Linked DNA regions of Homo sapiens: all the other regions are linked to region 1. A link is a contact called in ENCODE Hi-C or POLR2A ChIA-PET data. All regions are on one chromosome and are shown on one strand. The core of a region is the stretch at or near the end of the contact, and the rest is flanking DNA. Distances in the headings are between cores, read along the strand shown. Region 1 has its middle 97 kb from the start of LINC02358. Region 2 has its middle 110 kb from the start of LINC02283. Region 3 has its middle 59 kb from the start of LINC02260.

What was found. A loop is a pair of places that touch in the nucleus more often than their neighbours do. ChIA-PET counts read pairs that join two places held with the same protein, here RNA polymerase II (POLR2A). Pooled maps may share reads with other maps.
Region 2: a map of cardiac septum shows a loop between it and region 1 (2.3-fold over the local background). The contact joins two enhancer-like sites. A Hi-C loop is called at or near these places in 5 of 168 maps with a recorded cell type or tissue (cardiac septum, endothelial cell of umbilical vein, heart left ventricle and 1 more) and 1 of 50 pooled maps. POLR2A ChIA-PET finds 5 or more read pairs at or near these places in 1 of 52 experiments (endothelial cell of umbilical vein).
Region 3: a pooled map shows a loop between it and region 1 (6-fold over the local background). The contact joins two enhancer-like sites. A Hi-C loop is called at or near these places in 1 of 168 maps with a recorded cell type or tissue (cardiac septum) and 6 of 50 pooled maps.

Annotation. Positions count from the first base shown.
Region 1 is chr4:54,940,084-54,944,063 of GRCh38, forward strand. No RefSeq gene overlaps it. Among named protein-coding and RNA genes, the nearest start is that of LINC02358, 97 kb to the left of the region's middle. Within about 2 kb of position 2,113, at least 9 of the 41 ENCODE cell types and tissues checked have a DNase peak (open chromatin) inside an H3K27ac peak, as active enhancers do; they include heart right ventricle, where a contact is called at or near this core.
Region 2 is chr4:54,437,919-54,441,898 of GRCh38, forward strand. No RefSeq gene overlaps it. Among named protein-coding and RNA genes, the nearest start is that of LINC02283, 110 kb to the left of the region's middle. Within about 2 kb of position 1,928, at least 7 of the 41 ENCODE cell types and tissues checked have a DNase peak (open chromatin) inside an H3K27ac peak, as active enhancers do; they include heart right ventricle, where a contact is called at or near this core.
Region 3 is chr4:54,545,869-54,549,848 of GRCh38, forward strand. No RefSeq gene overlaps it. Among named protein-coding and RNA genes, the nearest start is that of LINC02260, 59 kb to the right of the region's middle. Within about 2 kb of position 1,828, at least 2 of the 41 ENCODE cell types and tissues checked have a DNase peak (open chromatin) inside an H3K27ac peak, as active enhancers do.

The DNA.
Region 1 (3,980 bases), core at 863-3,362:
AGGTCAGGAGTTCGAGACCAGCCTGGCCAACATGGTGAAACCTCGTCTCTCCTAAAAATACAAAAATTAGCCAGGCATGGTGGCGGGTGCCTGTAATCCCAGCTACTAAAGAGGTACAAGCAGGAGAATTGCTTGAACCCGAGAGGTGGAGGTTGCAGTGAGCCGAGATCACACCACTGCACTCCAGCCTGGACGACAGAGTGAGACTCCATCTCGAAAAAAAAAAAACAAAAACTAATGCTGGAAAAACACCAATTCTCTGTATGACTGAATAAATGGAGACATCACTGACCTGAAAGATCATGTGGGAGAACATAAGAATCTTAAAATGTGAAAGAATTAGGAAATTATCTAGCTCTTACCAAGCACTGGGCAGATGAGAAGTTGAAGACCCGGAAAAGTTAATTTGGCTTGAAATTTTACCCTTATATTTCTAGTTGATATTAAGGATAATATTAATTATTTTTAAGATTCCCTAATTTTATTTTGTTGCTATTATTTGAAAGAATTGAACTGGCTTTGGACATCTATTATTCTTTTCATAGAGACTTTGAGCTTTATGACATTTATTGCAAAGAGCTTCAGCCAGCGATAACATCAAACAGGAACATACTCTGTATTTGTTTTGTAGTGGCTGTACCCCGCTGCTGGCTCAGAGGAAGGTGCAGCCTTCAGAGCGTGGATTCTGGAGCCAGAATGGCTGAATTTGAATTCTGACCCTGGAACTTTCTAGCAATGTAACTATATGCAAGTTATTCTCTTCATACCTCAATTTTCCATCTGATAATTGGGTATAATGATAGTATTTACCTCATAAAGTTGCTGTGAGAATGAAAAGAGTTAATATTTATGAAACATTTAGAACGGTGCATGTTAGTATAAGTCTAACATGAATTTTGTGTTTTTTTAAGATATTAAGCTTGCAGTTAACCAAACTCTCGCATGTCTTTCAAGTATGTGGCTGCCAATTTATTCTCTCCCAATCTCAAGTTGTGCCATTGATTTCATTTTTAGAGCCCAAAGGTAAGACTTTGAGTATCCCTTTGGTGGTGCTGGCTCAGCATCACTTTCATTTTCCTTCACTCTCTGCACCCCACCCACCTACCCACCCACCCATTTCCTGGTGCAGGTGCTAACAAGAGAGTTGGAAACAGAAGGGAAAGAAGTCTGCTGCAAACTAAGCGTGCAGTGTGCAGTCATTGAGATTTGACTGCATCTTAACATTGGCACTCAACCAAATTTAAGTGGCTCTAAGTACTTTTAAATTAGGCATATAGTTAAAATTTGACAAGCACATAAACTTAATAGCTGATTTCCAGGCAAAATTACTACCAAAACTGATTTTAACTGCCAGTAAAATAAGCCCAGGGGGTTGTTATTCAAGGTAGCCCAGTAAAATGAAATAAGGATCAGGACAATGGGAACAGTTGTGAAGATGACAAAACTGTCATGTCTACAGGTGGAACTAAGTGTCTGCCCTGTTAATGGATATAGACACAATTCAGGGAAGCAAGCCATCCAAATGCATCACTTGAATCCTGTTTGGTTGTTCTGACGTAGAAGAAGAAAAGAAAGAGAATCAATTGAGGAAATGTAAGATGCAGAACTACAAAAATAAACTTGCCGTCCCTGACATCTGTGTTTATAAATGCACTATATTAAACAGCAGAGATTTTCCCCATCGTTAGCCAACACCAAGATGGCGTCTTGCAGGCTTTGTTTTTTCTTCACCCCTAATCGTAAGGGCTTTCTTTACTCTCTCTTTGCTTCCAGCTTTTGTCTTATTCTCCCCATAAAGAGTTGGCAGAGCATGGCTGGGCAATTTCAGAAACATGGTTTATAAGTGACTTGCTCTATTATTTTGCTATTAAAAGTGAGTCTGTGCTAACTATTCTTTGATGAAGAAGCAGTCCCTTCCAGCCCCCAGGTGGAGATTTTCCCTATCAATAACGCCAGAACAAGTTTGAATCAAAGAAATGACACATACAGTGGCCAGATGTTTGGAGAATAAGAAAGGGAGCTAAGTTCACACAATTGTTCTGCCTTCTTGCTTTCCGCTGAGGTTCTTTCCTGTGAGCTGTAGGACTCATTAACAGACAGCTCTGCTCTGGGCATGCACACCGACAGCCTCAGCCTAGCCCTTCAGCGAGAGGCTGCTAACAGGCGGCCTTCCTTTTCCTGTGCAGCTGGTGTTTGCAGAAGGACATGATTTGAAAGTTGATTTATTTACCCTGTCTTTGAAAAAAAATGAATGGACATAGATGTCTGTTTGTTAAAACAATTAATAAACTCTAATAATATGATTAGAATTTAACAGAAAAACATCGTTGGCTTGCAGGTGGAAATCCAAGGTCTTCAACTTTTAGGATGTTCATCATGTAGCTGTCTCACTCAGAACAAGATAAGATGACGTGTTTGGTCTTTAAAAACAAAACAGTCAGGAGATCGAGACCATCCCGGCTAAAACGGTGAAACCCCGTCTCTACTAAAAATACAAAAAATTAGCCGGGCGTAGTGGCGGGCGCCTGTAGTCCCAGCTACTTGGGAGGCTGAGGCAGGAGAATGGCGTGAACCCGGGAGGCGGAGCTTGCAGTGAGCCGAGATCCCGCCACTGCACTCCAGCCTGGGCGACAGAGCGAGACTCCGTCTCAAAAAAAAAAAAAAAAAACAAAACAAAACAAAAAAACAGCTGATCAGTTCTTGTTTTTTACTCTACAGCCTTTGAGTCATGAATGAAGAAAATCACTTTCACTTGTGGGAGCCAGTGGGCTCCAGTTCGTGTTGTCTCTGTTGTCCGTGGAGACTTTGAAGATGTTTATATGCACCTCAACTATCAAGAGGAAGAGAACATGCCAGAAAGGGCCTCTTCCTCTTGGGCTAGCTCCTCCTCTCAAGTCCCTTCAAAAAGTCAGTGTGTCTGAGACACAATAGACACAGCTTAAATAAAGTGAAGAGGGATAGGCCGTAGAAGAAGTAGTTTCTGTCTTTAAAAAATGTATTCATTATTTTGGGGAATAATATAAACCTGAACACCAATTTAAAAAACTTTAAAGGACTATTCAGTGAAAAATCATTCTCTCTCCCACCCTCACTCCCCATCAGCCACCATGTTCCCAAACCAGAGGCAACTGCCATTATATTTCTAGAGTATTCTTCCAGAGACATCCTATGTAGATATAAACATTCATACATACACATATATATGCTTTTAAAATATGCAAATGATGTACAATACACATTGTTCTGCACTTTGCTTTTTTTTTTTCATTTAACAATACATCAGACAAAGATGTTTTTTCTGCTCAAAGTGCCATCAAGAGAGAAAAGTCATTCTTCAGTTCAATGATCTGCATCTGTTTCTGGCTTATTGTATTGACAACAAACAAAATGCAAGTCAAATTCTATTGCAGCCATAGGTAATCTCGGCCTGGAGAAATGTGAATCCTCTTTAAAACCTTACAACTCTGAATAACAGGAAGTGTGGAGTGCATAGAGGAGAAAGGGAAGGATGAATTATGCTTAATAGAACGTTTTATGGAACTGACAGTTGAGCCGAGAGACATTTTGGATGCCATCTTGCAAAATGATTCCTTGCCTAGCTCTAGTAAGTAGAATGCAAAGTTATTGGCTATAATAGCATAATTTTTGCTAGTTAAGGATCTCTATAGGTGGCATAGTGTCAATATTCTGGATATGACATGAGGGAGGTAGAAAGAGAACAGGCTTTGGAATCAGGCAGACCTAGATGTTAATACTGGATATACCAGTTATTAATTTAAACTAGTTTTCTAACCTCTCAGACCCTTGGTTTTCCTTTATGTAAAATGGAAATACTGTACATAAAGAGTGGTTGTGACAATTTGTCTTTTTTTAAAAAAAAAACACATCATAGGTGTCCACTATTACTGTGATGCTGCATAACAAATAATTCCCCCATTCTCCATGACTTGAAATAATGAATATTCATGTTGTATTCATGT
Region 2 (3,980 bases), core at 678-3,177, 500 kb before region 1:
TTTTAGCCAGGCATTGTGGCGCACGCCTGTGGTCCCAGCTGCTTGGGAGGCTGAGGTGGGAGGATTGCTTGAGTCCAGGAGGTTGAGGCCGCAGTGAGCCAAAATGGGTCCCTGCAGTCCAGCCTGGGTGACAGAGTGAGACCCTGTCTCAAGAAAAAAAAAAAAAAAAGAAGAAGAAGATGATAATGTTTTATGGAGACTTTTTAGCATGAAGCTCTCTAATGTGCACAGCTAAAAGAGGAAAAACAACATCATCAAAAACAACAAAGGGATGCCCAACACCCAACCCCCAGAAATTCTGATTTAATTGGTTAGAGCGGAGCCAGGCATTAGGTGTTTTTTGTTTGCATTTTTGTTTTTATTATGGTAAAAAAAAACCCAACAACATACATGAAATATACCCTCTCAACAAATTTTTAAGTGTACAGTACAGTATTGTTAACTACATGCCCATTGTTATACATATCTGTTGTGCAAATCTCTAGAAATTTTTCATCTTGCATGACTGAAAGTCTATAATCATTGAACAGCAGCTCCCCATTTCTCTCCCTCACTAGTCCTTGGTATCACCATTCACATTTCTCCTTCCATGAGTTTGACTGCTTTAGTAGATACCTCATACACGTGGAATCATACAGTATTTGTCTTTCTGTGACTGGCCTATTTCACATATCATAATGTCCTCAAGTTCTTCTGTGTTGTAGCATGTGTCAGGATTTCCTTCTGTTTTAAAGCTGAATAATATTCCACTGGATGCACCCACCACATTTTCTTTATCCATTCATCAGTTGGTGGGCCTTTAGGTTGTTTCTACCTCTTAGCTATTGTGAGTAGTGTTGCAAGAAACATGGAGGACAAATATCTCTTCAAGATCCTGATTTCAGTTCTTTTGCATAAATACCCAGACATGGGAATGCTGGATCATATGGTAGCTCTATTTTTAATTTTTTGAGGAATCTCCATACCGTTTTTCATAGCAGCTGCTCTATCTTTTTTCCCCACCAACAGCGTACAAGGGTTCCAGTTTCTCCATTTCCTAACCAACATTTATTCTTTTCTTTCCTTCTGTTTCTTCTTTTCCTTTTTTTTCTTTTAATAGTGGCTGTCCACACCGGTGTCAGATGGTATTTTATTGTGGTTTTGATTTACATTTCTTTGATGATTACTGATGTTGAGCATCTTTTCATACACCTGTTGACCATTTGTATATTTTCTTTGGAGAAATGTCTATTCAAGTCATTTTCCCATTTTTAAATTAGGCTATTGATTTTTTTGCTATTAAATTGTATGAGTTTCTTACATATTTTCCATACTAACCCTTTATCAGATATATGGTTTGCAAATATTCTCTCCTATTCCACAGGTTGCCTTTTCACTCTGCTGATTGTTTCCTTTGCTGTGCAGAAACTTTTTAGTTCAATGCAGCCCCATTTGTCTACTTTTGCTTCTGTTTCCTGTGCTGTCGGTGTGATATTCAAGGGATCATAGGCATTAGGTGTTTTTATAAAGCTTCCCCAGATGACTCTATTGTGCAACCAGGACTTAGAACCATTTGTCAAAATTACACCTTGCTATGATGTAAAGCCTATGGTTCCATCTAGACATAAAAGTCCTCTCAGTAGAACAGCCCAGCAGCTGAACACATTTATAGTCTGTGTGGCATGGTGATCCCTACAGGGAGGAGTGTGTCTAAATTTCTGGATGGGATAGGAGTGGGGTAGTGAGAATGCAGCTGGAAAGAGCACATTCAATATTGTTAAATAATTTTATCTCCGAATAATAATTTTTTCATAACTTAAACTACAAAAAATAACAATCCACTGGAGTCACATTAGTTCAGAAAGTCTAGAATGTCAGCTCTCTGAGGACAGGGATATCTGTCTCTGTCCACTGCTGTATCTCCAGCCCCCGGACAGTGTCTGGCACATTGTAAGCACTCAAAATATATTTGTGGAAGTGGCTGAGCCGCAGATTGGCTGTGGTTCTGTCCACAGTGCCTGGAACTGTTATTTTCCTATTATTATCTAGCCTCTCAGCTCTTCCTCTTTCCTGCCAGCCTTGACTTCCCGTCTTAGCTCATAGGAAGCTGTGTCCAGCAGGCATCTTCCTTCTGTGAAGCTGTAAGGGCTGTATGCAACTGGGTCCCGAGTGCAATGTGTGTGGGGGGGGGGGGGGGAGGGCGGGGGGGCGTGGGGGACGGTCATTGGTTCATCCAGGAAATGTCCATTTACATACTAAAGTCTGATTGGTCTAGAAGAGTAGCTGAGCACAATCAGTCCTGTGTGTCCACAGACCAGGAAGCTTAATATAAGTTAAGTCCAACCATATTTAACAAAATATTATGTCACTGTAGTGATGGAGTGACGATCATAAAAGTGTTAAAATGAAAATATAAAGTATGCACTGTATTAAACTTCATCCCTTCATTGAAATCATTTTCACTTGTATTTTAACAATCTGCACACTATCAAATGACAGTCTGTTTCGAATATGCCTGATAAAATTTTAAAAAACCATTGACTTGTTTCTATAGCATAAATGTGAAAGCTTTCAGAAAGAAAAAGAAGAAATGGAATATGCATACAGTTTTTCATAATTTTTATTTTATCATTTTCGAGCACTCAGATGAGGATTTGGGAAAATCTTCATGTCACTCTTTTAATAAAGCCACAGTGAGCACTTCATGCTGCTTCCACTTCCCACACACAAACTTTCTAATTATAAAAGGACCTTTTCAGACTTATTCAGGGCATATAATCTTATTTGCAGCTCCTAATTGGAGGACTGTGTTTGTTGAAAAGAACAGAAGTCTTCAGTCATTTAGAATAAAGCTGGCCCATCAACCCCTGTGGGAAGAAAAGAACTATTTATTTTATCCGTTAATCCCAAATACAAACACAATAAAGCTGTCTTTTCTAATAGTGACCTATTTCATGTTAAATTGGGATAAAGCTAGCTTTGCTCAATAAGACTATTGTTGTCAACAAAAAAGTCAATCTTATTAGGATTCCCATTGAATAACTTCCAATAACTTATCTTTTAAAATGCTAAACCCAAATCCCAGTTGAATTCTCTACGTTGTCTGCAAATCGGGAAAGGAAATAACCTCAACCGGTGAGCCCCATCTAGTGTCAGGGAAGTAAATTGCTGGTCAGAAACCGGGTCTATAATTTTTTCTTATCTTTAATCTGATTTTTAAGATTCTTCTATTTGTGCCCAAACCCTTATGTTTTTGTTTCTTTCTGGGGTTTATTTGCCTATATTTTTATTTCTAAAACTAAACAACTTTCTATACCAAGCACATTTTTTCTTGATAACTTATAAAAATACAACATTGCTTAAAATTAGCCAGATTTCCCCATTGGTTTTATTTTAAAATATTAATTTTAAAACGTGGACAGTCATGTTCCTTGAATAGCATTACAGAGCACTCATGTACTAAACTATGTTTGATGTAAACAATATTATTCACTTATCAATTTTATTTTATCAAAAGACCCCAAAGGATCTTTCTTGATATGAGTTTTAGAGGAGCAAGACCGAGTCACAGAAAAATCCAATGGAACATCTAAGGACATTGAAGATTTCGAAGTCTACTTTCTTGGGCAACATCTACATTTGAGGATTGTATTGGCTTGGAGGTCAGTTTCTTTTAGCCAACTACATCAGAGCTTAAGTGCAGTGTGTCTGCCTTCCACGCTTCTGCATTTCTCGACTGTTAATAAACATGTCAAAAACGAGTAAGGCAAGTTCAGGGCTTAGCTCCAGTCATACATGGGAAATGCCTTTGCTAATAATTCTGCCTTATAAATGCAAACCTTCTTTGTTCCCACACACACAAAAAAACTTGACAATAGCCAAATGAAGTAGAACATATTCCTCAATTTATCTACACTTAAGATATTTCAAAATATCTTTCCACTAGCCTATGTGCTCAAACCACAAAAGCAGACATAGGTATATAGAGGTATCTGGGTTAT
Region 3 (3,980 bases), core at 578-3,077, 390 kb before region 1:
ACTCAACCAGGCCCAAGCTATGCCTGACAAGATTACGGGTCCTTACAGGTCCTGTCCTGCCTGAGTGTTTTTTCCTCTGCAGAAATCCTGCTAGGATTTTTCTACTTTGGGACCATACTTCATCTGACAACCTGCCTAGTAATGTAACTTTCATTTCTACCTTGTGACCTTCTCCTCCATTGACTAATTCCTCCGTTCTGTGGATCCGTGATTAGGGATGTTTGCTTATTCTTTCCCCACCAATACTCATGTCCTGGTCTGGGGTTCCTGTGGGCCCTTGCTTACTGGGTAATTGGTGGTTGATTCATGGATGTTTTCACCCTGAAACTTGTGATTCTCACATGACTCTGAACAAGAGCCAAGCTGAACTTGGGCCATGTATCATTTCCAGGTGGCCTTTTTGGCTCATTTCTTGCAGCTGCATGCTCTGGTAATTGAGCATGGGACAAACCTGATGGCTTCTGTCCTTGGAGCTGCCCTGATGACTGCTGTCCCCAAGGCAATCCCCTAATGACTTCATTCCCTGAGGCTGTCCCTGATTACTTCTGTCCCTGGGGTTGCTCCCAGAACTCTGCCTGATGCTGAGGAGTAAGCAGTCAGGCCATGAAATGACAGAATGGAAAAGCAGAAACTCTGAGCTGGAAGAGGAGTTTGTGGTAGGGTACTCGTACATCTCTGTCTAATATGGCATCACTTAAGTCTGTTATCCCAGTGTAATTATTAAGAACATATATTTAATCTCAAAACATCCCAGTGTGGATAATAAATTATATATGATCACCCTACTTTAGGGATCGTCTAGGCTAGTTTTTTTTTTCAAGTTTTTGTTTAGCCTTGAAGACCACTTCTTGAAAGGGATACTTACTCCTGATCTCTAATGTGTAAAACAAAAAAAGGGAGAGTTGTCCAGGCTGAAGGGGGCAGAGAAGGCTGAACCTCCCCTCTACCCTACCCTGACTTGCTGTGGCAGCCCTCCCTGCCAGCCAATGGAGGTCTTGGAGCTCAATGCATCCCTGGTGATACCGGCTACTTTAATCTTACACATGAGGGAACTGAGGTCCACGGAGAGGTTAAGGGACTATGTATGGCCACATTACTAGTTAGTGGAAGAGCCCAAGCTAGAACTCAGATATGCAGACTCCACTGTGATCTTGCCACCATGCCAAGTCTCCTTCCAGCTTGCCTAATGGTCTTAAAACTAAGTGGTGAAATGTCCGCTATTGTGCTAGTGCGCACTCTCTCTCTTTCGCTCTCTGTGCGTGTGTGTGTGTCTGTGTGTATGCATATAAATTTTAAATGATGTATTCTTTATACAATTTATGTAAAATTTTCATACTGATAAAAATAGTCATGATTTTAAAATTACCCAGTTCACCCTTGAGAAGTCAAAGTCCATAAAGCAACAATAGGGGAATAGCGTTGTGTTGAGATAACTTGCTGTGAATTGTACACGTATGATTAAAGTAAACAGTGCTTAGGGACAAACACCTTTTCTAGAGCCTATATCCTTGAAAATATTTGGATGAACTTCATTAATCCTGTCTAGCAGCTCTCAAAGTCAAACAGGAAGCAAACCCCAGGCTGTAGTATAAAATAAACACTGTCCCCCCCAGGACCTCCCGAGTGGACAGAGTCCTCCCTTTGTCTTAGCTCTTCTTCCGAAGCAACAGTTGGCAAATCTAAACTGAAACCGAGTTCTATCTTGAAAGCACACAGCTTCTCCAAGCCCCTGGTTGTTTAAATAGTTGTCCACCTTTCCTTCTGCCTTCTGCTTCCACCTGCCCTCAGCTGGGACTCAGCCAGGCAGTGTCAACTTGAACCCTGGGCAGGAAAAGCAGATACCAAATGCAAATCAGACAGCAATGCAACCATTTTTTATGGCCCAGGAAAGGCCAACAGGAGGCAAGGTCACGTAGAAGGCAGCCTGCTGGTGGCAGCTTCCTGCTGAGGGCAGGGTTTTGCTATTTTATTTTAACCTTGTTTCAGTTTGATCCAAGCACTGTGTCTCAAGGAAACAAGCACCTGTAACTGTGGCCCACACAAACCAATTTTCCCCAATCAGAAAGCAATCATTTCCGTCTCCTGGTGTTGAAAAAAAACCGCCAGATACAGGCAGGGCAGGGTATGGGCTTGCCCTTGTCCTTCTTACCTGCTGACTCAGAGGATTTGCATAGCTGGGCTTCTGAGGAAACACCCAAATCCATCAGTGCAAGAGTTTGGGGTATTTATGCAAAGCATATGTCCCCTGTTCTGAGGCAGAGACTCAAGGGTTTGATAGAAACAATAGAGTAGAAATGAAATCTAACATTTGTGAAGCCCTTTCTCTGGGTTCAGTTATCCAATTCAAGCCTCACAAAAACCTCATCAGGTGGAAACTATGATTATCCCCATTTCAGAGATGAGCAAACAGGGCTTGATAAAGACTAAATGACTTCAGCCACTCAGCAAGGCAGTGGTGGAGTGAGGGAAGTTCAGACTGAGAGCCTGCCCCTGAAAACAACCAAACCCAGTCATACTGAGAAACATCCAGGCTAGTCTTCCCAAACTTCAGGGCTCATTCAGATCACGTGGGGCTTTCGTCAAAATGCATGTTCTCATTCAGGAGCTCCAGGGCTGTGCCAGAAACCCTGCAATTCTAAGCAGCTCCCAAATAATGTCAATGCTGCTACTGGTCCGTGAAGGATCTAGGGAAGAAATCAGCAGACTTTTTTTCTGGAAAGGGTGAGATAGTAAATATTTTAAGCTTTGAGGGCCACATCCAGCCTCTGTTACATGTTCTTTCTCCCTTTCTTCCTTCTCTTCCCTTCTTTTCCTTTCATTCTCCATCATTTGGAATGTAAAACCACCCTTAGCTGTTGGCTCGTGGGTGCATTTGGCCAGAGCAGTGATTTGCTCTTCCTTGCCCTGGGACAGTGTAGATAGAGAAGTTGCCATGCCAATGGGCTCAGGTGGGTACCCTTTCCCAACAGCAGCTATGAGATTCAGTCCTACTGTTTTCAATTAGGTATGCTTTTCTCAGGACAGTAAGATGCCATATAGGCTGTCTCCCCAGTGACCAGTCTGAGTTACAGGTAAGAGGGGGGCTGACTTACCCCAGAAAGTATGCATTGGGGTAGTGAGGGGTCTGGGTTCCAAGTTGTGCAAGAAAGCACTGGAGGAGGACTGGGACAGCCGAGGGAAGGGGGAGCCTGCTATGCACACAGTGAACACTTTACCTATTGGGGCGGTAGGTTGTTGAGGGGCTCCTGTGACAGGTGGGAGGTCAAACTCAAAAACCCGTTCAACTCCAAGAGTTCAAGATCCTGTGATCCTTGCATGCAAGGCTAATCTAATGTTGTCCTGAGATAACGTGCACATGCGTGATCTGATTCTCCTCAAGCTGATCAGCAACCGCATCTCAGCAGCTGCCTCTTTATCTCTTGCCCTGCCTAGGAAGGGGAGGCTGAAATTCACTCCAGGATGTCACTGCTCTGGGGGAAAAGGAAAATAACTCCCACCGCCCGGCTCAGAAGTAGGAAGTGAGGGCCTTCCGCTAAAGGCAAGGGTCTTATCTAACTACTGGGTAACCTTGTTGTTTTTCCATCTTCTCATAACTTGAGAATGAAGTGAAGTCATCTTACTTTCAGGAATCCGTCTAAAGAAATAAGTATGGATATGAATAAAATTGTTTGTCCTCTTTCAGGTGCAAAGAGTCTACTCTGCCTACTCTGTCATTCAAAGCTTGGTTGAGAACTGGCTAAATAAGTGAGATCACTTCTATACAAATAGAATACCATGCACAGATTATAAAATGATTCTATGTATGAAACCATGTGTATACATGTATATAATTAGCAAACACCCAAACAGTGGCTCTTTATGGGCAATAGGATTATGATCATAACTGTGGAATAAAGAAGAGACCCAGAGAACAAGAGTGAGTGCCCACTGGGAAGTGTTCTAAACTGCCAAGTTCTACAACGACGTACCATCCTCAGTGG